2 separate regions of the Homo sapiens genome follow, and region 1 is linked to region 2. A link is a loop called in an ENCODE intact Hi-C map of the cell type or tissue named here. Cell type or tissue: endothelial cell of umbilical vein. All regions are shown on one strand. Links, peaks and the distances in the headings refer to the core of each region. The heading gives the core; the rest is flanking DNA.

The links. Peaks named below come from ENCODE experiments on the same cell type or tissue, not always from the same donor. Only the 100,000 strongest peaks of a DNase experiment are listed, where the experiment ranks them.
Region 1: a loop joins it to region 2, with 8 times the contacts of the local background. A loop is called at or near these places in 2 of 110 quality-filtered maps.

The regions. Positions count from the first base shown.
Region 1 is chrX:107,994,395-108,011,113 of GRCh38, forward strand. No RefSeq gene overlaps it. Among named protein-coding and RNA genes, the nearest start is that of TEX13B, 20 kb to the left of the region's middle. RefSeq lists an enhancer at 1,659-2,364. In endothelial cell of umbilical vein, for the core only: a CTCF peak has its summit at 7,263 (motif pointing left); no DNase peak of the experiment used is centred there.
Region 2 is chrX:107,019,365-107,036,083 of GRCh38, forward strand. It overlaps the pseudogene EEF1A1P40. Among named protein-coding and RNA genes, the nearest start is that of MORC4, 28 kb to the left of the region's middle. In endothelial cell of umbilical vein, for the core only: a CTCF peak has its summit at 6,365 (motif pointing right); no DNase peak of the experiment used is centred there.

The sequences.
Region 1 (16,719 bases), core at 3,781-11,780, 980 kb after region 2:
TTCCTGCCAAAAAGTTTCCAAAGCTGTATAATTAGGGCAACAGAACCTTTTTCCAAGGAGAAAAATAGACAGCTCTACTGCCACCTGGGCAGACTTTTGGAGAGCAGTTTTGCTTCCATTGTCTCTCATATTCCTATAGGTTGTGCTTCTTATCCCAGCCCTTCTTTCCACATCTTCCTTTTCTCATAAATATTTCTACTATGTTCCCCAGATTCTTTGTTGTGTGGTAAACAAGCTGTCTTACATGCTCACCCTTGTCACCAAATGCTACTTGTGCCTCCTTGCCTTACTTGACTCAACTTTTCTCTAAGGACGCTGTTGGAGTAGTGGAGAGTGGAGGATGCCCATTCTAATACAGGGACTGGAGACGGGGCTGGCATTCTCTAGATTTCCTGAGGCTGTTTCCAGGCCGTTGTTTGTCTTCCTTGCTGGAACCACCACTTTAACCCATGCCAGATGAATCAATCACTTACCACAGCTCATCTCTGTTGCCTGGCCACTGGTCATGCCCCCAAAGTAATCCAGGCCTTTTGGCCTCTAACACATATCTTTCCTTGCCAACATTCATCTCATTGTCCTGGGGGGTTTCAAAGTCCAAATGGTTTATTACTCCAAACCATTGGCCTAGCAGTTCCTGACTTTTTGAAACATAATGACCTTGACCTGCCTCCATTTTAGACATCCTCTTTCATGTCCACTCTCTAGACTCGTGCAGCTTAATATAGTAGCCACTAGCCACAGGTGATTGTTGAAATTTAAATTAACTGAAATTAAATAAAAATTTTAAATCAGCTCTCACTTGCACCAGCCACATTTTAAGTGCTCAATAGCTATGTGTGGCTAGTGGCTAACATATCAGATAGTGCAGACAGAAAATTTCCATCACCACAGAAAGTTCTATTAGATAGCATAGCTTCCAACATTGTCCTCGCCCAGAATATATACTTCTGCTCCACTGCAGAAATATAAAAAAATGTAACCAAATGTGGTAGCATGTGCCTATAGTCACAGCTACTCAGGAGGCTGAAGCAGGAAGACCATTTGAGTCCAAGGAGTTTGAGGATGTAGTGCACTATGATCATTCCTGTGAATAGCCACTATACTCCAACCTGTCTGTCTCTTAAACAAACAACCAAAACCAAAACAAAACAAAACAAAAAAACTTCACTCCAGCCTGGGCAGCAGAGTGAGACCCAGTCTAAAAACACAAAAACAAAAAAGAGTAAAGAAATAAGAGTCCCTAAATTTAAAGGCACAAAAATATTGCATCAGGAAAAATGGCAGGTAGGAGGAAGGACTAACTTGCAGCTCCCACTTGGATGGACAGGGTAGTGTGCAGAGGAGACTCAAATCGTGAACTTTTGCTCCAAGAACTACTGCAGGAACATACCAGGAAAGCTGAGAGAATCCACAGACCCTTTGAAAGAAGTGGCTTGCTGCTGCAGGCTCTGTGAGACAGATGAAAAACTGTGAGCGCCCAAAGTGTGAGAGGGGGAACATTTGCCCCTAAACACATATCCTCACTGGGGATCCTGAAGATCCAGATCATGGGAGAAGGATTTGACCTTACCTGGAGCTGAGTTGAATTTAGAGAGCTGAGCAAAATACAGGGATATAGGAGGCAATGGGAAGAGCCCTGTGGGCACTCTCAGTCCCCAGGGAAGCCATTCCTGACTTTGTCTCACAGGAATCCATGGGGTGGGCTGTCAGTGGAATTGGGGAAAGCCCACAGGGAGAAGGAAACTTCTAGCTGAACTGGGTAACAATTTTGACTGAATGCAAAGTTTCCTGGACAGAATCCATGGGAGGGAGCAAACGGGGAGTGTGGATACAAGCAAGGTAACTGTGGCAGGCAGGGAAGCATGAACCCTGAAAGCCCTACTTGCTTTCTCAGTGGGGAGGCTTGTAGCCTGGGGCAAGTTCTCAGCCCTGCTCACCAGCTGCCTGGGAACAAACTCAGTGCAGTTGGCGGGGGCATGGTGGAAGTAAGACTGGCCTTTTGGGCTGTGTGGGAGCCCGGTGAGACCTGTCACTGCTGCTTTCCCCCACTTCCCTGGTGACCTGTATGACACAGCAGAGACAGCCATAGTCTGTTGCGGGAAGTCAGGGACCCCAAACGGAGGGACCGGCTAAAGCCATGACAGAAGAATGTGGATTGTGAAGATTTTATGGACATTTATTAGTTCCCCAAATTAATACTTTTGTAATGTCTTATGCCTGTCTTTACTGCAATCTCTAAACATAAATTGTAAAGATTTCATGGACACTTATCACTTCCCCAATCAATATCCTTGTGATTTCCTATGCCTGTCTTTGCTTTAATCTCTTAATCCTGTCAGCCAAGAAGGATGTGTATCATCTCAGGACCCTGCAATAATTGCGTTAAGTACACAAATTGTACAGCATGTGTGTTTGAGCAATATGAAATGTGGGCACTCTGAAAAAAGAACAGGATAACAGCAATTGTTCAGGGAATAAGAGAGATAACCTTAAACTCTGACCGCCGGTGAGCTGCGCAGAACAGAGCCATATTTCTCTTCTTTCAAAAGCAAATGGGAGAATTATCACTGAATTCCTTTTCTCAGCATGGAACGTCCCTGAGAAAGAGAATGCGCACCTAGGGGTAGGTCTCTGAACTGGCCCCCCCGGGGCGTACCTGTCTCTTATGGTCGAGATTGCAGAGGTGAAATAAACTCCAGTCTCCCATAGTGCTCCCAGGCTTATTAGGAAGAGGAAATTCACACCTAATAAACTTTGGTCAGACCGGTTGATCTCAAAACCCTGTCTCCTGATAAGATGTTATCAATGACAATGGTGCCCGAAACTTCATTAGCAATTTTAATTTCGCCTCCATCCTGTGGTCCTGTGATCTCGCCCTGCCTCCACTTGCCTTGTGATATTCTATTACCTTGTTAAGTACTTGATGTCTGTCACCCACACCTATTCGTATACTCCCTCCCCTTTTGAAACTCCCTAATAAAAACTTGCTGGTTTTTGTAGCTTGTGGGGCATCATGGATCCTACCAACGTGTGATATCTCCCCCGGACACCCAGCTTTAAAATTTCTCTCTTTTGTACTCTGTCCTTTTATTTCTCAAGCCAGCCGATGCTTAGGAAAATAGAAAAGAACCTACGTGATTATCGGGGCAGGTCCCCCGATAATAGTCCCCCTGGGAACGTAATTCCATTGGCCTGATAACCACACTCCCATCCGCCACAGCAGCCACAGCAAGCTCTGCCTAAGGAGAGTCTGAGCTCAGACACAACCAACCGTGCCTCCACCTTATGGTCTTTCTCAACCCACCCTGGTAGCTGAAGACAAAGGGCATAATCTCTTGAAAGCTCTATGGCCCCACCCTCTGCCTGAGACACCCCGAATACTTATCCACCTGACCCTAGGGCAAGCTTATATCCTCCCTATACTACCGCAGCTGACATTGTCTTGAAAGCACCACCTCCTGGCTGGAGGCCAACCAACACAAAACCAGTGCACTAAACAGAACTACAACCAAGGACCCTCACAGAGTCCACTTTACTCCCCTGCTACCACCAGTGGAGATACACAGGTGCACAAATGGCTAACAAACATATGAAAAAATGTACAACATCACTAAACCACGAGATGCAAATCAAAACCATGATGTGATACCACCTTACTCCTGCAAGAATGGCCATAATAAAAAAATAAAAAACATAGATGTTGGCGTGGATGTGGTGAAAAGGGAACACTTTTACACTGCTGGTGGGAATGTAAACTAGTCCCAGCCACTATGGAAAACAGCCTGGAGATTTCTTAAAGAACCAAAAGTAGATCTACCTTTTGATCCAGCAATCCCATTACTGGGTATCTACCCAGAGGAAAATAAGTAATCATACTAAAAAGATACTTGCACACATATGTTTATAGAAGCACAATTTGCAATTGTAAAAATGTGGAATCAGCTGAAATTCCCATCAGTCAACTAGTGGATAAAGAAAATGTGGTATATATATACCATGGAATACTACTACTCAGCCATAAAAAGGAATGAAATAATGGCATTTGCAGTAACATGGATGGAATTGGAGACCATTATTCTAAGTGAAGTAACTCAGGAATGGAAAACCAAGCATCATATGTTCTCACTCTTAAGTGGGAGATAAGTTATGAGGACACAAAGGCATAAGAATGACACAATGGACTTTGGAGACTCAGAGGAAAGGGTGGGAAGGGGATGAGGGATAAAAGACTACACATCGGGTATAGTGTACACTGCTTGGGTGATGGGTGCACCAAAATTCCAGAAATCACCACTAAAGAACTTATCCACGTAACCAAACACCACCTATTGCCCAAAACTCTATTGAAACAAAAAATAAAAAGCAAAAAAAAAAAAATTGAATCAAGAAAAAAACGTGTTTTGTATCAATTTGCTAGGCACCTTGCAAGGAGTTGAGGAGTTGTTAACAAAACAGACATTATCTATTAAGATTACTATATAACTATAGTAATCAAGACAGTATGGTGTTGGGGTGTCCACTTTTTTGCACAAGTAATTCAATGGAGGAAGGATAGACTTTTCACCAAATGATATTGGAGCAATTGGACATTCATAGGCCAAAACAAAACAAAAAGCCCCAGCCTAAGCCTCATACAAAAACTAACTCAAAATGAGTCATGAACTTAAATGTAAAATGTAAAACTGTAGGCCAGGTGCAGTGGCTCACGCCTGTAGTCCCAGCACTTTGGGAGGCCGAGGTGGGCAGATCATGAGGTCAGGAGATCAAGACCATCCTGGCCAACATGGTGAAACCCCATCTCTACTAAAAATACAAAAATTAGCCAGGTGTGGTAGTGCACACCTGTAGTCCCAGCTACTCGGGAGGCTGTGGCAGGAGAATTGCTTGAACCTGGGAGGCGAAGGTTGCAGTAAGCCGAGATCGCACCACTGCACTCCAGCCTGGCAACAGGGCGAGACCCTGTCTCAAAAAAAAAAAAAAAAAAAAAAAAAAAAAGTAAAATTGTAAAACTTTAGGACAAACAGAGGAGAAGAACATAGGAGAAGACCTCTAGGATCTAGACCTAGTCATAGGTTCTTTGGTTTGACACCAAAAGAACAGTGTATAAAAGGAAAAAAATAGAGGAAACTGTTCTATACCTTGAGTGTATTAATGTCAATATTCTGAGTATGATATTATACTATAGTTTTCTAAGATGTTACCATTGGGAAAAACTAGGTGGGGGGTACCTGAGATTGTTCTGTATTACTTCTTATAACTGAATATCAATCTACAGTTATTTCAAAATAATTCAATTTTAAAAAGCTAAGGGAGGTGAACATTTCAAGAAGGAGGAAATTATTAACTGGTTCAAAGCCTGCCAAGAAGTCAAGTAAGTTGAAAAATGAAAAAAAGTTTGACAATATGGAGGTTATTGTGACATGAACAAGAACTTTTCTTGCTGTAGTAAAGGAGCCGGAAAGCAGGTAGAAGTAGACTGAGCTTGCTCCTTCTCTCGCCATGTGACATACCTGCTCCTCCTGTGCCTTCCACCATGAATAAAAGCTTCCTGAGGTCCTGACCAGAAGCAGATGATGGTGCCATGCTACCTGTACAGTCTGCAGAACCATTTTTTAAAAATTTTATATATATATATAAATAGATAGATAGAGGCAGAGAGATAGATAGAGGCAGAGAGAGAGAGAGACAGAGAGAGAGACAGAGACAGAGTGTCACTCTGTCGCCAAGGCTGGAGTGCTGTGGCAAGATAGCTCACTGCAACCTCCGCCTCCTGGGTTTAAGCGATTCTCCTGCCTCAGCCTCCTGAGTAGCTGGGATTACAGGCACCCGCCACCATGCCCAGTTAATTTTGTATTTTTAGTAGAGACAGGGTTTCACCATGTTGGCCAGGTTAGTCTTGAGCTCCTGACCTCAAGTGATCTGCCTACCTCGGCCTCCCAAAGTGCTGGGATACAGGCGTGAGCCACTGCACCTGGCCAGAACCATTATTTTAATGGTAATGCAATTTCCATTAATAAAGCTGATTCCAACATTCATGGTGTTTAAATGTGAACTTTTAAGTTAAGATGGTGGATGAGAGGCTTTTAGTGTGCCTTAGCCACTTGGAAATAGCAAAACAGTGTATAAAGATAAACTCTATGAGCTTTAATTCAAGAAGGAAAATGGGAATTCCCTGGAATCATGATGGACATCCCAGATCTCAGGGAGGAGGATATGGGCAAACAGCCCCCATGACATTGTCCAGCTGATAAGAGCCTGGGACAAGAGAAGATCTGCTACAGCTGCAATTTCTCTTGGGTGATGAGACTTGCTGCCAGGGCTGGCTTGGCAACCTGGAACTGGTGTGCATGTGTCATTGCTGGGTTCCCTAGCCTGCTCCCCTGAGATTGTGGGGCAGTGGAGCCCTCTCTGCTCCACCCCCATGCAGAACTCCAGGCATTCGGAGCACCTGCTCACATGTACTGGCAGCCTGAGTTGCCCCATCCCTCTTGGGAATAGGTTGTGGTGCAATGGATCCCTCTCTGCTCCATGTCCAGGCAGAGCTCCAAACACTCAAAGCTTCTGCTTGCCCAGATTGACAGCCTGAGTCACTTCACCCTTCCTATTCAGAGATCTAGGTGCAGAGGGCCCTCTCTGCTTCATGCCCAGGCAGATCTCCAGGCATGCAGAGCACCTGCTTGTCTGGTTCAGCAGCCTGACACCCCACTCCTATGCAGAGATCATGGTGCAGGGGGGCCCTCTCTGCTTCACGCCCAGGCAGATCACCAGGTATTAGGAGCACCCATTTGCCGGGGTCAGCAGTCTGAGTTGCCTGCCCCTCCTGTGCAGAGGTTGTGGTGCAGTGGGGCCCTCTGCACTCCACACCCAGGCAGATCTCCAGGAATCTGGAGCACCCACTCTCTTGGATTAGGAGTTTAGGCCATCTCCTCCCCCGTGCAAAGAACTTGTGACATAGGAGGTTTCCCAGCACCATGCCTAGGCACACCTCTGGGCACTTGGTAACCGCTAACTGGATTCTCCATTGGTGCTGGTGCTTGTGCCTGTCATCAGAGGAACCTGTAGGTGGGCTGTGGCCTGGCCATCTTGCCCCCTGCCAACCCGGGGCTGAACAGGAAGCTCAGATCACTGTGCACTCCGTGGATCAGCCCATCGCCTGAAGCAATATACAGTTTCTCCCAGTAAACAAAGATGAAATATATACCCAGCCGCATTGACGGCAGCTGGCTCTTACCTATAAGCGCCATCTACTGGCTTACAAGTCAAACCGCATAGCCCAATAAAAACCTGCTTACAGAAGTGCATAGGGCTGTAGGAGCAAAGCCAAAAGACGCTCCCCACCAGTCACACACCCTAGAAAGGCGGAGAAAGGGAAAAGGAAAGAAAAAATATAATAATATCATAGGAAAATAGACAAAAAATCCTACCTGTAAAAAATAATTAAAAAATTAGAAAGTGCTAGTGTCTCTAGAAGAGAAGAAGCCATTGCAAGAATTCTGACACCATGAAAAACCTGAATGTAGTGAAACTACCAAAGAATCACACTAGCTCTCCAGCAATGGTGGCTAATCAAAATGGAAACTCAGAAACAACAAAGAATTCAAAGCATGGATTGCAAGAAATCTCAATGGAATCCAAGACAAGACTGAAAATCAACACAAAGAAATTTCTAAAGCAATCCAGGAAATGAAAGATATAAACATCTTAAAAAGAAATCAATCAAAGCTTCTGGAATAGAAAAACTCACTTAAGGAATTTCAAAATGCAACTGAAAGCTTTATCAATAAACTAGACCAAGCAGAAGAAATAATTTCAGAGCTTGAAGACCTGTTTTTTGAACTAACCCAGTCAGACAAAAATAAAGAAAAAAGAATTTAAAAAATAAAGTCTATGAAAAATGTGGGACTATGTAAAGTGGCCAAAACTATGAATTGTTGGCTTTTCTGAGAGAGATGGAGAAAAAAGTAAACAACCTGGAAAATATATTTGAGAGAATAATTCAAGAAAAATTCTTAAATCTTGCTAGAGAAGTAGACATCCAGATACAAGGAATTCAGAGAACACCTGTGAGATACTATACAAAGTGATCACCACCAAAGCATATAGTCACCAGATTTTTCAAGGTCAACACTAAAGAAAAAAATCTTAAAGGCAGCTAGAGTAAAAGGTCAGCTCATATACAAAGGGAACCCCATCAGGCTAATGGCAGACTTCTCAACAGAAACCTTGCAAGCCACGAGAGATTGGGGGCCTAGTTTAGCCTTCTTAAAGAAAAGAAATTCCAACCAAGAATTTCCTATCCTGCCATGCTAAGCTTCATAAGCAAAGGAGAAATAAAATATGTTCCAGACAAGTAAGTGCTAAGGCAATTTGCTACCACTAGACCAGCCATACAAGGGATCCTTAAGTGAGTTCTAAACATGTAAATGAAATATGATACCTGCCAAAAAACACACTTAAGTACATAGCTCACAGACCCTATAAAGCAACCATACAATTGAAAGTACAAAGAAACCAGCTAACAACTTCACACTTTTCTCAAAACCTCACATATTAATGTTGACCTTGAATATAAATGATCTAAATGCCCCCACTTAAAAGGCACAGAGTGGCAAGTTGGATTAAAAAAAGATCCGTCCATCTTCTGTCTTCAAGAGACTCATCTCACACTTAATGATGTTCATAGGCTCAAGGTAAAGGGTTGGAGAAAGGTCTATCACATAAAAGGGAAACAAGCAAGAGCAGGAGTCACTATTCTTACATCAGATAAAAGAGACTTTAAACCGACAACAGTAAAAAAAGACAAAGAAGGGCATTACATAATGTCAAAGGGTTCAATTCAACAAGAAGACTTAATTATCCTAAATATATGCACACACCAACATTGCAACACCCAGATTCATCAAACAAGTACTTCTAGATCTATGAAAAAGCTTAAATAGTCACACAATAATAGCGGGGGACTTCAATACCCCACTGACAGCATTAGACAGATCATCAAGCAGAAAACTAACAAAGAAATTCTGGACTTGAGAATTGAAACCAAAATGACACTTGACCAGTTGGATCTAATAGACATCTACAGAATACCCCATCCACTAACTGCACAAAATATACATTCTTCTCAACTGCATACTAAACATACTCTAAGAAAGACCACATGCTTGGCCGTAAAGCAAGTTTCAATAAATTAAAAAAAAATTAAACTCATACCAGCCATACACTTGGAACACAGTGGAATACAAATAGAAATCAATACCAAGAAGATCTCTCAAAACCACACAATCATATGGAAATTAAACGGTTGGCTCCTGAATGGCTTTCGGGTAAACAATTAAATTAAGGCAGAAATTAAAAAAAATTTGAAATAAATAAAAACAGAAACACAACATGACAACATCTCTGGGAGACAGCAAAAGCAGTGTTAAGGGGAAAGTTCATAGCACTAAATGCCTACCTCAAAAAGTTAGAAAAATCTCAAATTAATGATGTGACATCACACTTAGAGGAACTAGAAAAACAAGAACAAACTAACTGAAAATCTAGCAGAATAAAATAAATCAGGGAAAAATTGAGAAAAATTGAGACCAAAATTTCATAAAAAGCATTAAATAACAAACCAAAAGTGTATTTGAAAGGATAAACAGGATTGAAAGAATGCTAGCTACATTGACAAAGAAAAAAGAGGGAAGATCCAAATAAGCACAATCATAAATGACAAAGGTGACATTATAACTGATCCAAGAAATACAAAAGATCCTCAGAGGTTATTATGAACACCTCTATGCACACAAACTAGAAAATCTAGATGAAATGGGTAAATTCCTGAAAACACACAACCTTCCAAGACTAAATCAGGAAGAAACGGAAACTCTGAACAGACCAATATAGAGTTCTGAAATTGAATCAGGAATAAAAAGCCTACCAATCAAAAATGCCCCAGACCAAATGGATTCACAGCCAAATTCCACCAGATGTACAAAGAATAGCTAGTACCAATTCTAGTGAAACTATTCCAAAAAATTGAGGAGGAGGAACTGCTCCCTACTCATTCTATGAAGCCAACACCACCCTAATACCAAAACCTGGCAAAGGCACAACAAGAAAAGAAAACTACAGGCCAACATCCCTGAGAAACATAGATGCAAAAATCCTCGAGAAAATACTAGCAAACTGAATCCAGCAGCACAACAAAAAGTTAATTTATCGCAATCAAGTAGGCTTCATTTCTGGGATGCAATGTTGGTTCAGCAAAGCAATAAAAGTGATTCACCACATAAATAGAATTAAAAACAAAAACCATATGATCATATTGATAGATGTGGGAAAAGCTTTTGATAAAGTCCAATACCCTTCATGATAAAAACCCTCAATATATTAGGCGTTGAAGGAACATACCTCAAAATAATAAGAAACATCAATGACAAACCCACAGCCAACATCATACTGAGCAGGCGAATGCTGGAAGCATTCCCCTTGAGAGTAGGAACAAGAAAAGGATGCCTACTCTCACCACCCCAATTCAACATAATACTGAAATTACTAGCTGGTGCAATCAGGCAAGAGAAAGAAAGAAAATGCATCTGATATAGTTTAAATATTTGTCTTCTCCAAATCTTATGTTAAAATGCAATCCCCAATGTTGGAGGTTGGGCCCAGTTGGAGGTGTTTGGATTATGGGGGCAGATCTCTCATGAATGGCTTGGTGCCGTCTTGGTGGTAAGGAGCAAATTCTCACTCTATGAGTTCATGTGAGATCTGGTTGTTTAAAAGAGTGTAGGACACCCTCCATCTGCTTCCTCTCTTGCCGTGTGATGTGCTGGCTCCCCCTTCACCTTCCACCATGATTGTAAGCTTCCTGAGGTCCTCACCAGGAACATTTGTGGGCACCATGCTTCCTGTACAACATGCAGACCATGAGCCAAAATAAAACCTTTTTTTTCCTTACAAATTAAATTACCAAGCATCAGGTATTCCTTTATAGCAACACAAAAACAGACTAACACAGAATCCAAATAGGACAAGAAGTCGAACTGTCTCTCTTCACTGATGATACGATTCTGTACCTAGAAAACCTTAAAAACTCCAGTGAAGGGCTATAAAACTGATCAAATATTTCAGTACAGTTTGAGGATACAAAATCATTGTATAAAAATCAGTAGCATTTCTATACATCAATAACACTCAAGCCAAGAGCCATTTACAGGAACCACACACACACAAATAAAAACCTAGGAATACATGTAACCAAGGAGATGAAAGATCTCTACAATGAAAACTATAAAACACTGCTGAAAGAAATCATAAATGACACAAATGGAAAAACATTCCACACTCATGGGTTGGAAGAATCAATATTTGTAAAAATGACCACATTGTCCAAAGCAATCTATAGATTCAACACTATTCCTATCAAGCTACCAAAATAATTTTTCACAGAATTAAAAAAAAATTGTAAACTTCATATCGAACCAAGAAAGACCCTGAATGGCCAAAGCAATCCTAAACAAAAAGAACAAAGCCAGAAGCATCATATTACCTGACTTAAAATTATACTATAAGCTACAGTAGCCAAAATGGCCTGGTACTGGTATAAAAACAGCGTATAGACCAATGGAACAAAATGGAGAACCCAGAAATAAAGCCATACACCTACAGCCATCTGATCTTTGACAAAGTTGACAAATATAAGCAATGAGGAAAGGACTTCCTATTCAATGAATGGTGCTGGGATAGCTAGCTAGCCATATGCAGAACAAGGAAACTGGACCCCTATATTTCACCAAATACAAAAAATAACTCAAGGTGGATTAAAAATTTAATGTAAGACTTCAAACTAAGAATCCTAGAAGAAAACCTAGGAAATACCTTTCTGGACATCAGCCTTGGGAAATAATTTGTGACTAAGTCCTCAAGCAATTGTAACAAAACCAAAAATTGACAAGTGGGGTCTACTTAAATAAAGAGCTTCTGCACAGCAAAAGGAACCATCAATAGAGTAAACAGACAACTCACAGAATGGGAGAAAATATCCACAAAGTACGCATCTGACAAAGTCTAATATCCAGAATCTATAAGGAACAATTATAAGAAGCAAAAAACCTAATTACTCCATTAAAAAGTGGGCAAAAGACATGATCAGACACTTTTCAAAAGAAGGCATATGAGCGGCCAATAAACATAAGAAAAAATGTTCATCATCACTAATTATTAGAGAAATGAAAATCAAAATCCTCTCACACTAGTCAGAAGGAATATTATTAAAAAGTTAAAAAAAAAAAAACAACAACAGATACTGGCAAGGCTGCAGAGAAAATGGAATGTGTATACACTGTTGTTGGGAATGTAAATTAGTTCAGCCACTGTGGAAAGCAGTTTGGAGGTTTCTCAAAGAAGTAAAAACAGAATTACCATTTTACCCAGCAGTCCCTTTACTGGGTATAGTCCCAAAAGAAAACGAATCGTTCTATCAAAAAGACACATGCACTCATGTGTTCATCACAGCACTATTCACAATAGCAAAGATATGGAATCAATCTGGGTGCCCATCAGCGCTGAATTGGTTAAAGAAAATTTGGTACATATACACCATGGAATACTGTGCCGTCATAAAAAGAACAAAATCATGTGCTGTGCAGCAACATGGATGCAGCTGGAGACCATTATCCTAAGCGAACTAGTGTAGGAACAGAAAACCAAATACCACATATCTTGTTCTAAGCGGGAGCTAAACATTGGGTACACATGGACATAAAGATGGCAGCAATAAAGGCCAGGCTCAGTGGTTCACGCCTGTAATCCCAGCACTTTGGGAGGCTGAGGTGGGTGGATTGTTTGAGCTCAGGAATTTGAGACAACATAGTGAAACCCCATCTCAAGAAAAAAAAAGAGATTAGCTAGGCATGGTGGCACACGCCTGTAGTTCCAGCTACTTGGGGAGCTGAGGCGAGATTTCTTGAAACCAGGAGGTCGAGGCAGCAGTGAGCTGAGATCACCCACTGCACTCCAGCCTGAGTGACAGAATAAGACCCTGTCTCAAAACACACACACACACAAACCTACAAAAGATGGCAACAATAGAAACTGGGGACTACTGGAGGGGAAAGGAGGAAGGGTGGCAAAGTTTGAAAAATTAACTGTTGAGTACTATGATCACTACTTGGGAGAAGGGATCATTTGTATCCCAAACCTCAGCATCATGCAATATACTCATGTAACAAACCTGCATATGTACCTCCTGAGTCTAAAATTAAAATTGAAATTATATAAAAAAGTAGTGGATTGAGAGGTAAACAGGAGGCCTGGAAGCAAGACACTAGGAAGATACAATTCTTTTAAGAAGTTTGGCTGTGAAGGGGAGAAGGTAACTTGAGTAATGTGTGGAGTTCAGTAAGTTTTTTGGTTTTCGTTTGTTTTAGTGGAGATATGGAAACGTATTTAAACCTATTGGGAAAGGTCTAATGGAGTGGAAAATGTTAAAAAAAAAAAAACTGGAAAGGTAAAGGACCACCAATAGTGCAAGGCTCCTGAAAGATAGAAGATCCAAAGTACGCGTGGGGGATTGCCATTGGAGAGACATAGTAACAACCTTTCTATTCTTTTTTTTGTTGTTGTTAAATAATTGAGATATGGTCTTACTCTGTTGCCTAGGGTGGAGTGCAGTGGTGCTATCACAGCTCACTGCAGCCTCAACCTCCCAGGGCTTGGGTGATCCTCCCACCTCAGCCTCTTGAGTAGCAGGGATCATAGGTGTGTGCCACCACACCCAGCTAATTTGTTGTACTTTTTGTTGAGATGCTGTTTTACCATGTTGCCCAGGCTTGTCTCAAACTCCTGGACTCAAGCAATTCATCCTCCTTAGCCTCCCAAAGTCCTGGGATTACAGTCCTGGGAGTGAGCCACAGTGCCCAGCCAGTAACAGCTTTTCTAATGTAACAGAAGAGAATAAGATGAGAATGGAAGCAGATATTTTTCTCTGTGAAGTAGGAAGAACTGCTGAGAGCAGAGGAGGATGTGAGGGAAGGAGGTGTGTCAGGGAGAACTAGGATTTGACGAGACAAAGAATGTTTGAAATATTTGTTCTGGAGAATTGATTGTCCAGCAGTGCTGGCAACCTATTTCAGACTGATGATCTTAAACTTCTTGTAAACGAGTATGCCCTATTGTGAATTTTTCTAGCAGTGCTCAGGTGCAGGTATCAAAAACACAGTGTATTAGTCCGTTTTCACACTGCTGATAAAGACATACCTGAGACTGGGCAATTTACAAGGAAAGAAGTTTAATGGAGAACTCACAGTTCCACATGGCTGGGGAAGCCTCATAATCACAGTGGAAGGCAAGGAGAAACAAGTCACATCTTACGTGGATGGCAGCAGGGAAAGAAAGAGATTGTGCAGGCAAATTCCCGTTTTTAAAGCCATCACATGTTGCGAGACTTATGCACTATCACAAGAACAGCACAGGAAAGACCCACCCTCATGATTCAATTATCTCCCACTGGGTACCTCTCACAACACGTGGGAATTATGGGAGATACAAAATGAGATTTGGGTGGGGACATAGAGCCAAACCATATCATACCGAATTGTGTTTAGCAAGGTAGAAGTTTTACAAAACAAGTTCAAGGCAAGGGAGCTTAGAGTACTGTCAAGAGTGTTATCAAAATGATGAAGCATGGGATCTAAGTTAAGTAATGAGGGAAATAAAAAAGGAGATCCTTGATAGACTTGGAGGAAGTAGAAGGATCGATAAACTATAGGAGCTGAGAAATGATTGTAGTGTTAGTAGTTGAAAATCTGTGAATAGGGGGTTGTGGCTAGAGGATTGGATGGTACAATTCATGATTTAAACTAACTTGTAATTCTGGAGTGAAGTGGTTTCAGATAATAACAGGATCTCTGGTATGACTATCAGTGTGTGTGGCTAAGGTGAAAGAGAAAAGCCACCTGAGATATGGATTTCAAATAACTGAGTAGTCAGATGTTGCATTGTTTATCCTTGGGGATGTTGAAATCACTGAGGATAGTGGCAGATCTTGAGGTAGGAAGAAAGGATGTGAACAGGGGCCAAAGTCATTGATAAATGAAGGGGAGTGGCCCAAAGGTAAATCTAGGAATGACTAGAAGTGAAAGAGGGGATATAATTGAATGAACTCAAAGCATCAGGTTTGGGTTTTATAGTTTACACTTTTATTTCAGTAGCATAGGAATTTAATGGTCTGAAAGCAGAAATGGGGGCAAGGAGGACACCAACCCTACCCTTCATCTTGCTCTGAGGACAGAAAAGAAAAGCCCTACTCCAAAGGGCTGCAGTGGTGGCCCAGGTTTCACTTAAGGTCAGGGATGAAGGGAACTCTTGATGACAAGGCTGAGGATATAGAAGGGTTTGCTGGATACAGTGAGACAATTCTAGAGGGCACAGAGAAAAATTTCTAGGGCTGGGAGAGGAATGGAGTGCTGGATGAGGAGTAAGGATGTACATGGCATTATAAGGATGATAGTGGAATAGAGGCTAGATGTCAGTTGTAGGAGAAGTGATGACCACTTGGATTTAGCCTCAACAGACTCTTGAGGAGTCTGTGGATTTAGCCTCAACAGACTGTTACAGGGAATGGAAACTAGCCCTAATGGCCAGAGTTTCCTCAGTGTAGCATCTATAGTCTCTACCTATTTGAACTAACATGGTGGTAAACCCAGAAGTTACGGTTTCTGCACTGGTATGATCTGGAATGGCACTAGTCCCAGATGAGGTGGCTTCAGTCTTGATCCTTGTAGCCTCTGGTAGTGGTGTCTTTGGTGGCTAGAGTTCTACTTCTCTGACCAAATCCTTCTACCTCTTTAGTTTTTATGTCTTTGTTGTCACTACAGCTATTCTAGCTCATTTAACTCTCTTATTCTTCAATCTCTCCATTATCTCCCAAGCAATCTATAAGCTGTCTTTTTCATTTCCAGCCCAGACAACCATCTTACCAATATTTTCAACGGCCTTGCCCCTAGTCTGTTCACTGTACTTGTATAATAGCTGAATCCTGAACCTAGATCACACCAAAATGTCTACCTTCTATGTATGGGGTTTGGCTTTAGTCTCAATTGGGTTTTCAATAGTGCTATGGACCCATGTGCCCTTTATTAGCACATTCTCTCACTCTCTCCTTCACCCAAGAAGATATTTAAGCCCTTCACCTGTTTTCCTAAGTTCCTTTGCCCCTGTCTCTCAGCAGATAACTTGGAATCCCACTTAACCATAAATATAGGGGCCAGAAGTAACCTAAACTTCTTGCCACCCAACCTGATACACCCCTCACAAACTTACAGGCATCTAAGGTTAATCATGGCATCTATGCTGTGTATCCTCTTTCCTTCTTAGAAACCTTCAGCCATTATTTGACAACCTTCCCTCCCTGCTTTGTCTCTACTCTCTCTCTCTCTCTCTCTCTCTCTCTCTCTCTCTCTCTCTCTCTCACACACACACACACACACACACGCACATGCACACACCTGCTAGGTACAAATATGCTCAAGTATCATTCAGCTTAAAAGACAAATTCTACAAAAATTAGCCTGGTGTGGTGGCCCATGTCTGTAATCCCACCTACTCAGGAGGCTGAGGTAGGAGAATCTCTTGAACCCCAGAGGCGGAGGTTGCAGTGAGCTGAGATAGCACCACTGCACTCCAGCCCGGGCAACAGAGTGAGACCCTGTCTCAAAAAAAAAAAAAAAAAAA
Region 2 (16,719 bases), core at 2,921-10,920:
GTTGTGTATTTCTTTAGAGCAGTGTGAGAATGGACTAATACACTCCACCACTCAACATTGCCACATTGGGGATCAAATTTCAACATGAGGTTTAGAGAGGACAAACATCCAAAACATAGCATTCTTCCCCTGGCCCCACAAAACTCAAGTTCTTCTCACATGCAACATACAATCACTTTATCCAAGAATCCCAAAAGTCTTAACTAGTTTTAGCATAGACTCAAAAGTTCAAAGTCTTATCTGAGACTCAAGTTAAGTTCCTTCCAGCTATGAGCCTGCAAAATAAAAAACAAATTATTTACTTCCAAGATTCAATGGTTTTAAGGGCATTGGGTAAACATGCTCATTTCCCACAGGGAGAAATTGGCCAAAAGAAAGGGGTAACAGGCCCCAGACAATTCCAAAACCCAGCAAGGCAGACATTAAACCTTAAAGCTCCAAATAATCTCCTTTAACTCCATGTCCCACATCCTGGGCATGCTGGTGGGAGGGGTAGACTTCCAAGGCCTCAGGCTGCCCCCGTCCCATGACTTTGCTGGACACAGCCCATGTGGCCACTCTCTTAGGGTTGGAATCTAATGCCAGCAACTTTTCCAGGCTGAGGTGGTATGCTGCCAGTTGTTTTACCATTCTAGAGTCCAGACAGAAGCCCCACCCCTGCAGCTCCACAGGGCCTTTACCCAATGGGGACTCTTGGTGGTAGCTCCACTCCTGGGACAGGTTTCTGCCTGGGCACCCAGGTTTTCCAATACATCCTCTAAAATCTTGGTGGAGGCAGTCACATCTCCATAGCTCTTTCATTCTGTGGACCCGCAGAATTAACTCCATGTTGACATCACCAAGGCTTATGGCTTGTGCCCTCCATAATGGTAGCACAAGTATCTGGGGTCATTGGGGCCATCTGAGCCACGGCTGCTCCTGCCAGAGTGGCCCAGATTTTGGGGTCATTTTTTACATACTCTTGACTATTAGCACCTGGATCCCTTTTAGTTTTGCTAATCTCCTTACTAAAGGGTGTCTCAGCTGCACCCTTCAGCTGTACCAAATGGCCACTGACTATCTTAAGTTCAGTCTCGCATATCCTCCTTTGAGTCTGCCTTATCATCATGCTGATTCCCTCAGTAATAATTTGAATAAATCTTTGTATATGCACACTACTTTTTTTTTTTTTTAAGCATTGAGCTGGGCATGGTGGCTCACACCGGTAATCCCAGCACTTTGGGAGGCCAAGGTGGGTGGATCACCTGAGGTCAGGAGCTCGAGAGTGGCCTGACCAACATGGTGAAACCCCTTCTCTACTAAAAATACAAAAAAATTAGCCGGGCATGGTGGCATGCCCCTGTAATCCCAGCTACTCAGGAGGCTGAGGCAGGAGAATCACTTGAACTCAGGAGGTGGAGATTGCAGTGAGCCCAGATTGCGCCACTGCACTCCAGCCTGGGCGATAGAGTGAGACTACGTCCAAAAAAAAAAATTGATTAGATAATACTGGGTATGTAGATTAACTTGACCTGTCTGGAACATGAATATATGAACATCTGTTCTACAAGTACATGACTTTAGTCACTTATTATGACATGTTAAATGACAGAAAATAACTATAGATTTAGTAACTGGTCTCCATTGAAAAATTTGTAAGGTACTCAGTTTTATAATTTTTTTTTAAGAGACAGGATCTTGCACTATTGCCCATACTGGGTGGTGCAATCATAGCTCACTCTAGCCTTGAACTCCTGGGCTCAAGCAATCCTTCTGCCTCAGCCTGTCCAGTAGCTGAGACTATAGGCACACACCACCATGCCTTGCTGATTTTTAAAATGTTTATGTTTTGTAGAGACAGAGGTTTCACTATGTTGCCCAGGCTGGTCTTGAACTCCTGGCTTCAAGAAATCCTCCCACCTGGGTTCCTAATTTATAGAGACAGAAAGTACATTATTGGTTGATTAGGAGTTGGTGGTCACATGGGAAGAAAAGTGAAGTGACTGCTAATGGATATAGGGTTACTTTTAGGGAGGATGAAAATTTTCTAAAATTACATTGTGGTGATAGTTTCTCAACCCAGTAAATATATTAAAAACATTGGCATGTACATTTTAAATGGGTTAATTTTTTAATGTGAAATACACCTCCAAAAACTTAAAAAACAAATTTGCATGACTTTGACATGATCCTGAGGCTAATGGAACAACTCATATCCAATATGATGTGACTACACATATATCTGTTAAAATAAAATAAATATTCTCTTCTGGTTTATAAGAGAAGGCAACTTACTATATTAATTCAGTGTTTGTCCTCCCATCTATGTGTAATTAGTATTTAAAAATACAAAGCACAGCTAAACAGATAGTTAAGTGAAACAGACCCTATTTGGGTCCTGAAAGGTTGCTTGCCCTAATGAGCCGGGTGCTCCTTGGGAATAAATAGGCACTCGAATCTCCCCTATGCCATACTTTAAAGGGCATGTAAGTTCAAGTACAAATAGTCATCAGCAATTTTTCAGAGCTATTTTTGCTTTTTCCTACAGAGGGGGAAATGGAGCCCAATAATATATGCTATTTATAAGCACTCTTTTTTTTCCTCTAATGGACATTGCTATGTTTTCTGCTTTTGTACTCTATGTTTCCCCCACTTCACTATCTTACTCTGTCACCTTTCTCTAATCTTTTCACAATCATGTTATGTTATAATAGCACCTTACAACAACCTTGGGCCCAGATTTGTGCACCTTGGTTCCTCTTAGCTACTTTTCAAGCACACAGTGAACTGCTGCAATCAAGAGGTTTTGATTTATTTTTTCTACCTCCTTTGCCATATGTTTAATGCTAGTTTGTTTGTATCATTAATCTTGTAATTAAAGTCTTCCTTGGCTGGGCACAGTGACTCACACCTATAATCCCAGCACTTTCGTAGGCCGAGGTGGGGAGATTGCTTGAGCCCAGGAGTTTGAGATCAGCCTGGGCAACAAAATGAGACCTCCATTTCTACATTTTTTTTTAAATTAGCCAGGCATGGGGTGTGAAATGTTACTGTCACGATAAGCCTTTTATATAGCCTATAGTCCCAGTTACTTGGTAGGCTGAGATGGGAGGATCGATTGAGCCCATGAGATCAAGGCTCCAGTGAGCCATGTTCGCACCACTGCACTTGAGCCTGGGCAACAAAGGGAGACTTTGTCAAAAGAAATAAATAAATAAAATAAACAAAATCCCCCAAAACCCTCCTTAGTTGAATTCACAGCCTCTGCACCTACCTGAGCAGTATGTTCTTTCTGACAACTTGAAAGTGATTTTCCTTGATCTGTAAGTCTTGTATCATTCCTAAACCTTGATCCTCAAAAATTGCTTTTAGGTCCACCAGCTGGGAGTTGGAAGGGCAGATACTGTGGTATCTTCCCAGGACAACTTAAAGGCTAGAGCCTCCAAGGGGAAGGACCACTTTCAAGCTATATGTTCATTTCTTTTGATAGTAACTGGGTTGTAATACTGGCTAAAATGTGTTCAGCATAATAACAATAGCCACCAATATGTGACAGGTTCCCCATGGGCAGCCCTTGTTCTTGCTACAGGTCCACCAGGGCATCCCCTAAATGAATGTAATCCAGGGAAAGAGTTTGTATTATGCATCTTTATGAAATTTGATAGTTGTCAAACACCCTTGTTTTTTAATATTCTTCTCATCCATTAGCAATCCTTCTTCTTCTTCATGCAAACTGTTTCTCAAGATTATCCCAATTATCCAGAGATACTCAACTTTTACCTTTATCTTGGCACCCCATTTAGCAAAAGAAAGCCTAGTGATCAGCAAGGAAGCAACAATCTTAGACGCCATGCCTCATGATAATTTTTCCCTCACCCTACTGGCTTTTCAAAGTACTTTATCCAAAAAAGATTATTCTCATATATCTTACACATCATTTTATTGAAATGTTACTGTAGTGATAAGCCTTTTATATACATTTAGAATATTCATATGTTCAGTTTTAGTAGAGACTGCCAAAAGTTTTTCCAAAGTGATTGTATCAATTTAAATTTTTACCAAGAATATATGAGAGTTCCTTTTGCTCCATATCCTCATAATTTGCTAGTGTTAGTTTAATGTCCACATGGATGTGTAGTGGTTTATCATTGTGGCTTTAATTTGAACATACTGATGATTAATGACATGGCCCAGTTTTTAATATGTTTTTTGGCCATTTGTATATCTTTTTTTATTAAGTGCCTCTTCAAGTCTTTTGCCCTTTTTTTTTTTTTTTTTGAGACGAAGTCTCGCTCTGTCACGCTCTGTCATCCAGGCTGGAGTGCAATGGCGAGATCTCAGCTCATGGCAACCTCCGCTGCTCGGGTTCAAGCAATTCTCCTGTCTCAGCCTCCTGAGTAGCTGGGACTATAGGCGCCTGCCACGATGCCTGGCTAATTTTTGTATTTTTGGTAGAGACAGGGTTTCACCAAATTGGTCAGGCTGGCCTCGAACTCCTGACATCAGGTGATCTGCCTGCCTTGGCCTCCCAAAATGCTAGGATTACAAGCGTGAGCCACCACGCCTGGCTTCTGTCTTTTTCTTACTGATTTGTAGTTCTTTATTTTGTATAGTATATGAGTACTTTGTCAGCAATATATTTTTCAAACATTTCCTACTCTGTGGCTTGCTTTTTCACTCTTTTTGTTGTTGTTGTTGTTTTGTTTTGTTTTTGTTGAGACAAAGTCTTGCCCTGTCGCCCAGGCTGGAGTGCAGTGGTACAATCTTGGGCCACTGCAACCTTCACCTCCTGGGTTCAAGTGATACTCCTGCCTCAGCCTCCCGAGTTGCTGGGATTACAGGCATGCGTCACCAGGTCCAGCTAATTTTGTATTTTTAGTAGAGACAAGGTTTCGCCATGTTGGCCAGGCTGGTCTCAAACTTCTGGCCTCAAGTGATCCGCCTGCCTTGGCCTCCCAAAGTGCTGCTGGGATTACAGACGTGAGCCACTGCGCCTGGCCAGCCTTTTCACTCTCTTAATGGTACAATTTGATGATCAGAAGTTCTTAATTTTAATATATTCCAATTTAATATTTCCCTTTAATGGTTAGTGTTATTTTTGCCTCCCATTTAAAAATATTTGTTATTCCAAAAATCATAAATATGCTTTATTATGTTATGCTCTAGAAGCTTTACTGTTTTGCCTCTCACATTTAGATCTACAATCCACCTTGAAATCATTTTTGTATAGGTGTGAGGTTGTGGCTGAGATTCATTTCTTCCTTCATTCCTTCTATAGACCTAGAACAATTAATTTAAAAGAATTCCTTTTCCCACTGCTCTGCAGTGTTATCTTTGTCACAAATCAAATGTCATATGTGTGTGGACCTATTTCTGGACTGTGTTCTGTTCTATTAGTCTATTTGTCTGTCCTTTTGAAAAGGCCACAGTCTTTATTAATGTAGTTTTATAAGTATTGCTATCTGTGTTAATCTTCCCTTTGTTCTTCTACTTTAGGATTGTCTTGGCTATTCTTGGCTCTTTGCATCACTTTCTAAATTTTAGAGTGAGCGTGTCAATTTCCACTCCCTGAAGAAAGAATGTGCTGAGATTTTAATTGGACTATATTATGTTTATAAATCAATTTGGGCAGAACTCACATCTTTGCAATATTGAGTTCTTCAAGAACTTAGTAAATTCCTCCATTTATTTACATCTGCTTCAATTTCTCTCACTAATATTTTGTAGGTTCTTGTGTAGAGGTCTTGTTAATCTAATTCCTAGGTATTTTATGTTATTCTAAATAGTATTTTTAAAATTTTTTCATTTACAATTACTTGTTGCTAGTCTATTGAAATAAAATTGATCTTTTACATAATGACTTTCTATTTAGTAAAATGGCCAAATTCACTTATTATAGTTTTTATCTGTAGATTATTTTGTCTTTCTATATACATACTCATGCCGTCAATACAGTTTTCCATGAATATGTGTGCCTGTGTATATGTATGTAATACAAATGTCCACTGGGAGACTGCAGCAAAGAGATGTCTCTCATGTGATATAAACTAATTTATCCACTGTAGTTATCACTGAGCAGTCACCCTGTTCTTTTCTCCTTTTCTGAATCCCATTTGTCTACAACTGCTGCCTGACGAGCTACTCAGAAAAGCATGACCACTGATACCACCTATAGTGTCAAGTAAACTGTCTCTGCATGCTTCAAAAATGCTCGCTCTTTAGGGTATCAAATCAGTACTGAGTCCCAAGAATAGGCAAAAAGGGCTTTTCCTATTCTGTATTACACTGTGTTGACTTAGATCTAAAGCTAACCCACTTACGCCCAGAATTTCAGAGCCTTTCTTGAATGTTCCCTGCCATTTCTGGTTTGTTCATCCTTCTCTAACCACAAGGGGTCACTCAGTACACAGGGCTGGGAACACATCCTATATTATCACCTCTGTTCTCTTTCTTCATCTCTTTTGGTTCCTCTCCCCAGAATAAACAAACAAACAAACAAACACTTCTCATAGTTTATCAATGGTAACAAATGGATATTAGTATGTGGAGAGTGGAGGGTAGACAGGGAGCTCATTACACTAGCTGCAGCCAACACAAGAGTTCCCATTATACTTTAGCCATAGTAAAATATTCGTAGTCTTTTGATTTAATTGATCCTTCCTTAAAATGGTGTGTGTGTTGGGTGGGGTTGCAGTCGCAAATACAGACATACCTTGCAGATATTGTGGGTTCAGTGCCAGAGCACCACAGTAAAGTGAATGTTGCAATAAAGTAAGTGACAAAAATTTTTTGGTTTCCTAGTGCATATAAAAGTTATGCTTACACTATACTGTAGTGTATTCAGTGTGCAATACCATTATGTCTAAAAAAAACCAATGTACATATCTGAATTAAAAACACTTTATTGGGCCGGGTGTGCTGGCTCACACCTGTAATCCCAGCACTTTGACAGGACGAGGCGGGCAGATCACCTGAGGTCAGGAGTTCAAGACCAGCCTAGCCAACATGGTGAAACCCCATCTCCACTAAAAATACAAAAATTAGGGCATGGTGGTGGGCGCCTGTAATCCCAGCTACTTGGGAGCCTGAAGCAGGAGAATTGCTTGAACCCGTGAGGTAGAGGTTGCAGTGAGCCAAGACTGTGCCATCGCACTCCAGCCTGGGCAGCAAGAGTGAAACTCCATCTCAAAAAAAAAAAAAAACTTTATTGCTAAAAAATGCTAACAATCATCTGAGCCTTCAGCTAGTCATTATCTTTTTGCTGGTGGAGGGTCTTACCTCAATGTTGATGGCTGCTGACTGATCAAAGTGGTAGTTGCTGAAGGCTGGGATGGCTGTGGCAATTTCTTAACATAAGATAAGAAATGAGTTTGCCACATTGATCGACTCTTCCTATCAGGAGAGATGTCTCTGTAGCACACAATGCCATTTGATATCATTTTACCTACAGTAAAACTTTCAAAATTGGAGTCAGTCCTTTCAAACCCTGCCACTGCTTTATCAAATAAGTTTATGTAATATTCTAAATCCATTGTTTTCTTTTCAACAATGTTCACAGCATCTTCATCAGAAGTAAATTCCATTTCAAGGAACTATTTTCTTTGCTCATCCATAAGAAACAACCCTTTGTTTATTCAAATTTTACCATAAGATTGAAGCTATTCAGTCACATCTTCAGGTTCCACTTCTAATTCTAGTTCTCTTGCTATTTCCACCATATCAGCAGTTATTTCCTCCAATGAAGTCATGAACTTCTCAAAGTTGTCCATGAGGGCTGGAATCGACTTCTTCCAAACTCCTGTTAATATTGATATTTTGACCTTGTTCCATAAATCACAAATGTTCTTAATGGCATCTAGAATGGTGAATCCTTTCCAGGTTTTCAACTTCCAGAAGGTTTTCAATTTTCAACTTTGCCCAGATCTATCAGAGGAATCACTGTCTATGGCAGCTATATCCTTATGAAATGTATTTCTTAAAAAAACAGAAATTGAAAGTCAAAATTACTCCTGCAGAATGGATGCTGTGTTAGCAGGCATGAAAACAACATTGATTTCCTTGTACATCTCCATCAGAGCTCTTAGGTGACCAGGTGCACTGTCAATGAGCAGTCATATTTTTAAAGGAATCTTTTTTCTGAGCAATAGGTCTCAATAGTAGGTTTAAAATATTCAGTAAACCATGCTATAAACAGATGTGCTGTCATCTAGGCTTTGTTGTTCCATTTATAGAGCACAAGCAGAGATTTAACATAATTCTTGGGGCCCTAGGATTTTTAGAATGGTAAATGAGCATTGGTATCAACTTAAAGTCACCAGCTGCACTGGCCCCTAAGAAAAGAGTCAGTCTGTCTTTTGAAGCTTTGAAGCCAGGCATTGAATTCTCTCTAGCTATGAAAATGCTAGATGGCATTTTCTTCCAATAGAAGGCTTTTTTCCTGCTACATTGAAAATATGTTGTTTAGTCACTTTCATCAATGATTTTAGCAAGCTCTTCTGGAAAACTTGCTGCAGTTTCTACATCAGCACTTGCTACCTCACCTTACACTTTTATGTTATAGAGAAAGCCTTGTTTCTTAAACCTTATAAATGAACCTCTGCTAGTTTCAAACATTTCCTCCGATGCTTTCTACCTTTCTCAGACTTCATAGAATTAAAGAGAGTTAGGGCATTGCTCTGGATTAGGCTTTGGCTTAAGGGAATGTTGTGGTTGGTGTGATCTTCTATTCAGACAACTCAAACTTTCTCTATATTAGCAATAAAGCTGTTTAGCTTTCTTATCATTTGTGTGTTTACTGGAGTAGCACTTTTACTATTCTGTAAGAACTTTTCCTTTGCATTCACAACTTGGCTAACTGTTTAGCATAAGAGGCCTAGCTTTCAGCCTATCTCAGCTTTTGACATATCTTCCTCACTAAGCTTAATCATTTCTAGCTTTTTATTTAAAGCAAGAGATATGTGACTCTTCCTTTCACTTGAATACTTAGAGGCCATTGTAGAGTTATTAGTTACCCTAATTTCAATATTGTTGTGTCTCAGGATATAGGGAAGCCCAAGGAGAGGGAGAGAGATGGAGGAACACCAGTCAGTGGGGCAGTCAGAACACACACATTTGTGGATTAAGTTTGCCATCTTATATGGGCATAGTTTGTGGTGCCCCAAAACAACTAAGATAGTAACATCAAAGATCACTGACCACAGATCACCATAACAGATATAATAATAATGAAAAAGTTTGAAATATTGTGAGAATTACCAAAATGTGACACGGAGACACAAAGTAAGCACATGCCATTGGGAAAATGGTACCGATAGACACTGGGTTGCCACAAACCTTCAATTTATAAAAAACAAAATATCTGCAAAGTGCAACAAAGTGAAGTGCAATGAAACAAGGTATGCCAGTATGTAGAAACTAGGGCCAGGCACCACGGCTCATGCCTGTAATCCCAGCACTTTGGGAGGCCGAAGCAGGCGGATTGCTTGAGCCCAGGAGACCAGCCTGGGCAACATGGCAAAACCTCATCTCTACAAAAAATACAAAAATTACCTGGTTATGGTGGTGCATGCCTGTAGTCCCAGCTACTAGGGAGGCTGAGGTGGGAGGATCACCTGATCCTAGGAGGTTGAGGCTGCACTGCAGCTTGGGTGACAGAGCAAGATTCTGTCTCAAAACACACACACACACACACACACACACACACACATGAAACTAGGATAATAGAAGGAGGCTATTTGAATGTAACTGTAAACACAGATTGGGACTCCTAGCGTAATGACTTACAGTTATTTTTGGATGCTAGAATGATGCGGGCTTTTCTTGATCCCATACTCCATCCACATGGATTTAAAGCCCTTCCCATCTTCAATGAAAGAACTAAATGGAATAAATAGATAACAAACAATCTAGGTGAGAGACTGAAGCAAAGAAAATGTAGGAGCTCAGAAGAAGAGAGAGGCTTAACAGCAGGAGAGGCCTGTAGAAAAATGAAGAGATGACTCCAAGAGGGAAGTGGTTCCCTAGGAGAAAGGTGACTACATGGATGGCTCCAGGAATTAATACAACGGTTCAACATGTAGGCCAGGTGCGGTGGCTCACACCTGTAGTCCCAACACTTTGCATTGCCAAGGCAGGAAGACTGCTTGAGCCCAGGAGTTTAAGACCAGCCTGGGCAACATAGCGAGAAAAAATTAGCTGGACATGGTGGCTCACAGCTGTAGTCCCAGCTACTCAGGAGGCTCAGGTGGAAGGATCACTTGAGCCTGGGAGGTTGGGACTGCAGTGAGCCATGATCGCGCCACTGCACTCCAGCCTGGGTGACAGAACAAGATTCTGTCTCAAAAAAAAAAAAAATTCAACACACATACATCTGTTAGCAGGATGAGCTACATAGTGTGGAAAAGCTACTTCCAGTTCTGAAAAGAGATCCCTTTCTTGCACATTCTTCTGGGCTCAGGGCAAGTGACTAATTGGCTAAGAGTAAGATTTATCTTTTTGGAAATGTATTTTATTGTGTTCCATTTGGGTATTCAAAACAGTAAAGAAGTTACACCTACCAACTCTGAGTGTTTGGCTTTGAATGGCTTCCAGGGAAGTTGCTGTGTTGGCAGTTTTCTTCATTGGATGCAGAGAATAGAAGTTTCACATTTTGATGCCCTTAGCCATCTTTAGCCCCAAATTAGGTCCTGTGTCTACAGTTATTTCCCTACCCAAATGGCTAATACCACGTTGTAAAACTCTCAAAACCATGGGACTAGTATTTTTGAGGTATAATTAGTTGTTTCTATTGCCCTTACCCAGGTTATAATGTAACATACCTTTAATCAGTACTCATTTATGCTATTCTTCAAGCAAAATATATATTCCTCTGGAAATATCTTACAAAATTTATCCTAGGAGGCCCTGGGTCTTTCCATTAATCAGCCGCTTTAGCTTGCATTCTGTCCATTGTCCATTCCTCTGGGTCTCACTCCTAGTTGGAAGATTGACAGGTTGTTAGGACCAGAGTTGATCACCACCATAGACCCATTCCCTGGAGACCAGCCCCAATTTCTGCTATTTCTCATTCAGAAAAGTATGCTATACTTTGGGAGCTAGATGGCCCTGAACCCTTCATCCAAGATACTTTCAATAGCCTTAGATATGCCTTGTGAAAAACAGCATCACTGTCTTAATCTTAAACCCAAGGCTGTAGAAAATATTGTACTGAATCATAAAATTAATATATGAGTGCTATTGCTAGTAGCACCTATCAGCATTGGTAAGTATACAGATAAGCAGTACATAAGAAAAGGCACACTATAAACATATTCTCTGTAAGAGCCCTTTTAAAGCCAAGAATGATATTTTGTGAATAGGATATTGAATCTCACCTGCAGACAGACTTATACTGGCAATAACTACATACATATATCCTCTCTTCTTAATTGTCCTGATAAACCACAATCCTAATGTAAAAAGAATGGTAAATACAAGTTTTGGGGAGGTCAAAAATGTTAGGATGGAAGCCTAAACAGGTCATCACTGCCTGAAATACCTATCTGTAGGCTTTTTTTTTTTTTTTTTTTTTGAGACGGAGTCTCACTCTTGCCCAGGCTGGAGTGCAGTGGTGTGATCTCGGCTCACTGCAACCTCCACCTCCCAGGTTCAAGTGATTCTCCTGTCTCAGCCTCCCAAATAGCTGGATTACAGGCACCCACCACCATGTCTGGCTAATTTTTTTTGTATTTTTAGTAGAGACAGGGTTTCACCATGTTGGCCAGGCTGGTCTCAAACTCCTGACCTCGAGTATTGGGATTACAGGCATGAGCCACCATGTCTGGCCATACAGGCCTTTTCTGGCTAATCCCTAAAGGGGTAGAATGACCTGGCTATCTGGTCATTGAAATACCCCATTTTAAATCTAGTAACTCCAAGTCAGTTCATAAAGGGGTTTCAGAAATCTGTAATGCCCATTGAACCTCAAGAACATCCTTAATTAATATAATTGCTGAACAGAGACAGTTGATAAGAACAAAAATCTTTTGAAAATCTGTGATCATCTCCAGTCGTGGCATAATATGCCCTATGTAATCCAGGACTGGTAGAATTGGCATTTGCCAATGAATACCTTCAGGCTTGCATTTTGCAAAGGGTTCCATATTAAGAGCAGTTATCATTAATTCTCCTCCAAATTCCTGGCAAATATAATTATACCATTTAAATAAACTAACATCACCAGGTAATTCCAATTACCAATCACTTTTTCCATCAACTGCTGGAATATAGTAGTTCCTTCACAAAGATAACTTGGAGCAGCCTTTCGGACTGATAAATTCCCACAAGACAGATGAAAGCTTCCTTTTAATTGCTCACTTCATCCATAGGAATTTAATAATATTTACACCTCCAGTCCAACAAATATTAACTCATTACAATATACATGGTAGTTGATATTTCCTTTTACAAATGAGGAAACTGAGACACGGAGAGATTAAATGACTAACCCAAGCACACACACTAGTTACTGGTGGAGCTGAGATGTGAACCCAAATATTGAGTCTTCACTCTTAATGTCTACTTTTCAATCTTACTAGATAGTTTCTTAAATGAGTAAAGATTCCCGCAACTGCGTCTCATGCTTGTCACCTTGAATACACCCACCCCATTGACAGAGGGAGAAAAGTTTACTCTTGGCTTAGAATTTCCTCCTCAATCTCACCATCCTCTCTTCAGGTGTTAGTGAGTTCTCCTAACTAAAACTGTCTGCATTTAACCTAGGGGACCAGGGAGTGTTCTTATCCAGGATAGAAATATGGGTTGGGGCAATGGGACAATGCCAAAAGAGAGTTGTAAAAAACCATCATTACACTCAAGCCAAAATAGGAAAGGGTAAAAATCTATACATCATTATCATAGCCATTGGCATATAGGCCCTGCCAAGTCCACCAATATTGGCCATCTGGTTTGCAAATACAGTGGAATTGATAAAAGAACCATTGAGAAGTTTGAGAAGGCAGTACCTGAGCTGGGAAAGAGATCCCTCAAATAAGCCTGGGCCTTGAATAAATCGTTAAGTTAAACATGAACGTGATGGCATCACCAATATCTTTCTATGGACATTCAACACCTTCAAATCCTATGTGCTCATCATTAATGTCTCAGGACACAAATGTTTTCTTCTAAAACATTTACACATACACTTAAGCCTGATGGAATTGGCTAACATAAAATAATTGTTTGTTTTAAAAAATGAATTCCACCGAGACACTCTACAACCGGGAAATATATGACAAAATTGTTAAAGAACCCAGCCCTTACTTTTCAAAAATGGCTACAACCCAAACAGTAGTATTTGCTCTAATTTCTAATTGAAATGGGAAAAATATGCTGGAGTCAAGCTCTAAAATAACTTCATCAAATGGATGGGAATTAATATATAAGGATGACATTGCTTGAAATACACTGCATGAAGCTTTGGATTCCATCCTGAAGGAGGAAACATCTAAAACTGTCTAACTTAGCTACAAAAGTTTAAGTGTAAGACTAGCTAATGATAACAATGCATCATAAAAACTTTAGATGAAAAGAAATATTTTGTGGATCATTTATTTTGTGGAAATTTGTAACAGACTATGTCAGTTTCCTACCCAAAAATTACTAGTCCCATCCCTTGCTGGCAGAGGTATCATTAATTACATACAAGCCAAAATACCAAGCAATCCTTATTTATTTATTTATTTATTTTGAGATGGACTTTCACTCTTCTCGCCCAGGCAGGAGTGCAGTAGCACGATCTCGGCTCACTGCAACTTCCGCCTCCCAGGTTCAAGCGATTCTCATGCCTCAGCCTCCCGAGTAGCTGGGATTACAGGAGCCCACCACCACACCCGGCTAACTAAGTGTCAGCCATTCTGAATATTTTGTTGATGAATACTGGATTTTTAAAATTTCTTTAATTTTTTTTGAGTTTTGTCTAGGGGTGTTGTTAAATTATGTGAAGACACAGAGAGAAGACAGCCATCTACAAGCCAAGAAGAGAGGCCTCAGAAGAAAACAATCCTATGGACACCTTGATCTGACTTCTTGCCCAGGAATGTGAGAAAATAAATTTCTGTAATGTAAGCCACCCAGTCTGTGGTACTTTGTTACAGCAGCCCTAGCAAACTAATAAATTGCCCACTAAAGCATCATAACTGATAAAGAATGTAGTTATCAGTTTATAAGATTGACACTCTAAAAATGGAAACAACCTGACCAAAAGCTACCACAGATTTTTTGGAACAATTTAAACAAAGTTAATATAAAGCAAAACAAGACAAAAACAAATAAGACCAAGTGTTGGGGTTCCACCTTAAATGACTGTAAAACAGGACAAAACGTACAAAATAATTTTTTCTTTTTTCTTTTTCTTTTTTTCTTTTTTTAGATGGATTCTCGCTCTGTTGCCCAGGCTAGAGTACAGTGGCGTGATCTCTGCTCACTACAACCTCCGCCTCCCAGGTTCAAGTGATTCTCCAGCCTCAGCCTCCTGAGTAGCGGGGATTATGGGCATGTGCCACCACGCCCAAATAATTTTTTTATTTTTTAGCAGAGACGGGGATTTCGCCATATTGGCCCGGCTGGTCTTGAACTCCTGACCTCAGGTGATCTGCCCACCTCGGCCTCCCAGAGTGTAGGGATTATAGGCATGAGCCACGGTGCCTGGCCCAAAATAATGGTTTTCATACATTGAACAATAGGCAGTGCAGGACAGCTATCTTCAAGAAAAGGGGAAAAAAAAGAGGTTAAGTCCTAAAATTTCCCAGCTTACTGCCTGGTAATATCCCTGAATTGAGGGTACAGAAAATTCAAAGAGATGGAGACACCTAGAATTTGAAAGGCACAGTACTGGACATGAGAGAGTTGAAGTTTGGGGGTTGCGGGAGAAGGAAGGGAGAGAGAGAGAGAGAAAATGGAGGAGGGAGCGGCAAAGCATGAACACTGGAGATCTGTGGAAAGTTTTCCTTAAATCTTTAGCTGAGTACTGATTATACATGTGAGGAAAATACCTGAGGCTGGGATGGAGAGGTGGTGGTGTACGATGGAAAGGAGTAGGAGGAGCAATCCTCAGAGCTCAGTTGGGGTGAGGAATAATTTGTACTCACACTAGCCAGAGTGGAAAACATAATTCCAGGGCACCAGGAGCCACAAAGGTATTACCTCAGTAGTGGGGACAAACTAGCTCTAGACTAAAAGCTGCTCTGATCTTACCCTAACAAAGTTTAAAAGCAAGCCTCAATAGTATCCCATGATTTTCCAAGTAATTTAACAACACCCCTAAACAAAACTCAAAATAAAATAAAATAATTTTAAAAATCCGTTTCTCATCAACGAAATATTCAGAATGGCTGACACTTAATTAAAAAAATTACTTGGCATGCAAATAAGCATGAAAATGCAACCCATAATGAGGATAAAAGTGAATCAATAGAAAGACACACTAAGGAAACATATGATAGAATTACTGGGCACCGACATTGAAACAGCTATTATAACTATACTCCATATATTCAAAAAAGTAGGGGAAAGTGTGAACATGTTAAAAGACATGGAAGACCCAAAGTGCACTTTATCAGAAAAATACAATTTCTGAGATGAAAAATACCTTATATGGGAGTAACAGCAGATTAGATATTGCAGAAGAAAGATTGGTTACTTTGAAGACATAGCAAAAGAAAAAAACATAATACAGAGAAGAAAGACTAAAAAATTGATAGGGCATCATTAAGTTCTGTGGGACAACTTAAAGAAGTCTAATACATGTGTAAATAGAGTTCAAGAAAGGAAGAGAAAACTATTTGAAGAAACAATGGCAGAAACTATATGATAAAAATCTGTAAGGCCACAAATCCTAAAAGCTCAATGAATCTCAAGCACAAGAAATATAAAGAACAATACACCAAGGCATATCTTAAACTGCTTAAAACCAGTGATACAGGGAAAATATTAAAAGCAATCAGAGAATACATTACATTCAGAGACACATTACTTTCACAAGAATAAAGATAAGAATGACAGTAGATTTCTCATTGAAAACAATGAATGCTAGAAGAGGGAGGATAAATATATTTAAAGTAGGGAGAAAAATACACTCTCAACTTAGGCAAAATATCTTTCAAAACCAGAATAAATTAAAAATGTTAACAGACACTTCTCAAAAGAAGACATTTATGCAGCCAAAAAACACATGAAGAAATGCTCATCATCACTGGCCATCAGAGAAATGCAAATCAAAACCACTATGAGATATCATCTCACACCAGTTAGAATGGCAATCATTAAAAAGTCAGGAAACAACAGGTGCTGGAGAGGATGTGGAGAAATAGGAACACTTTTACACTGTTGGTGGGACTGTAAACTAGTTCAACCATTGTGGAAGTCAGTGTGGCGATTCCTCAGGGATCTAGAACTAGAAATACCATTTGACCCAGCCATCCCATTACTGGGTATATACCCAAAGGACTATAAATCATGCTGCTATAAAGACACATGCACACGTATGTTTATTGCGGCACTATTCACAATAGCAAAGACTTGGAACCAACCCAAATGTCCAACAATGATAGACTGGATTAAGAAAATGTGGCACATATACACCATGGAATACTATGCAGCCATAAAAAATGATGAGTTCATGTCCTTTGTAGGGACATGGATGAAATTGGAAACCATCATTCTCAGTAAACTATCGCAAGAACAAAAAACCAAACACCGCATATT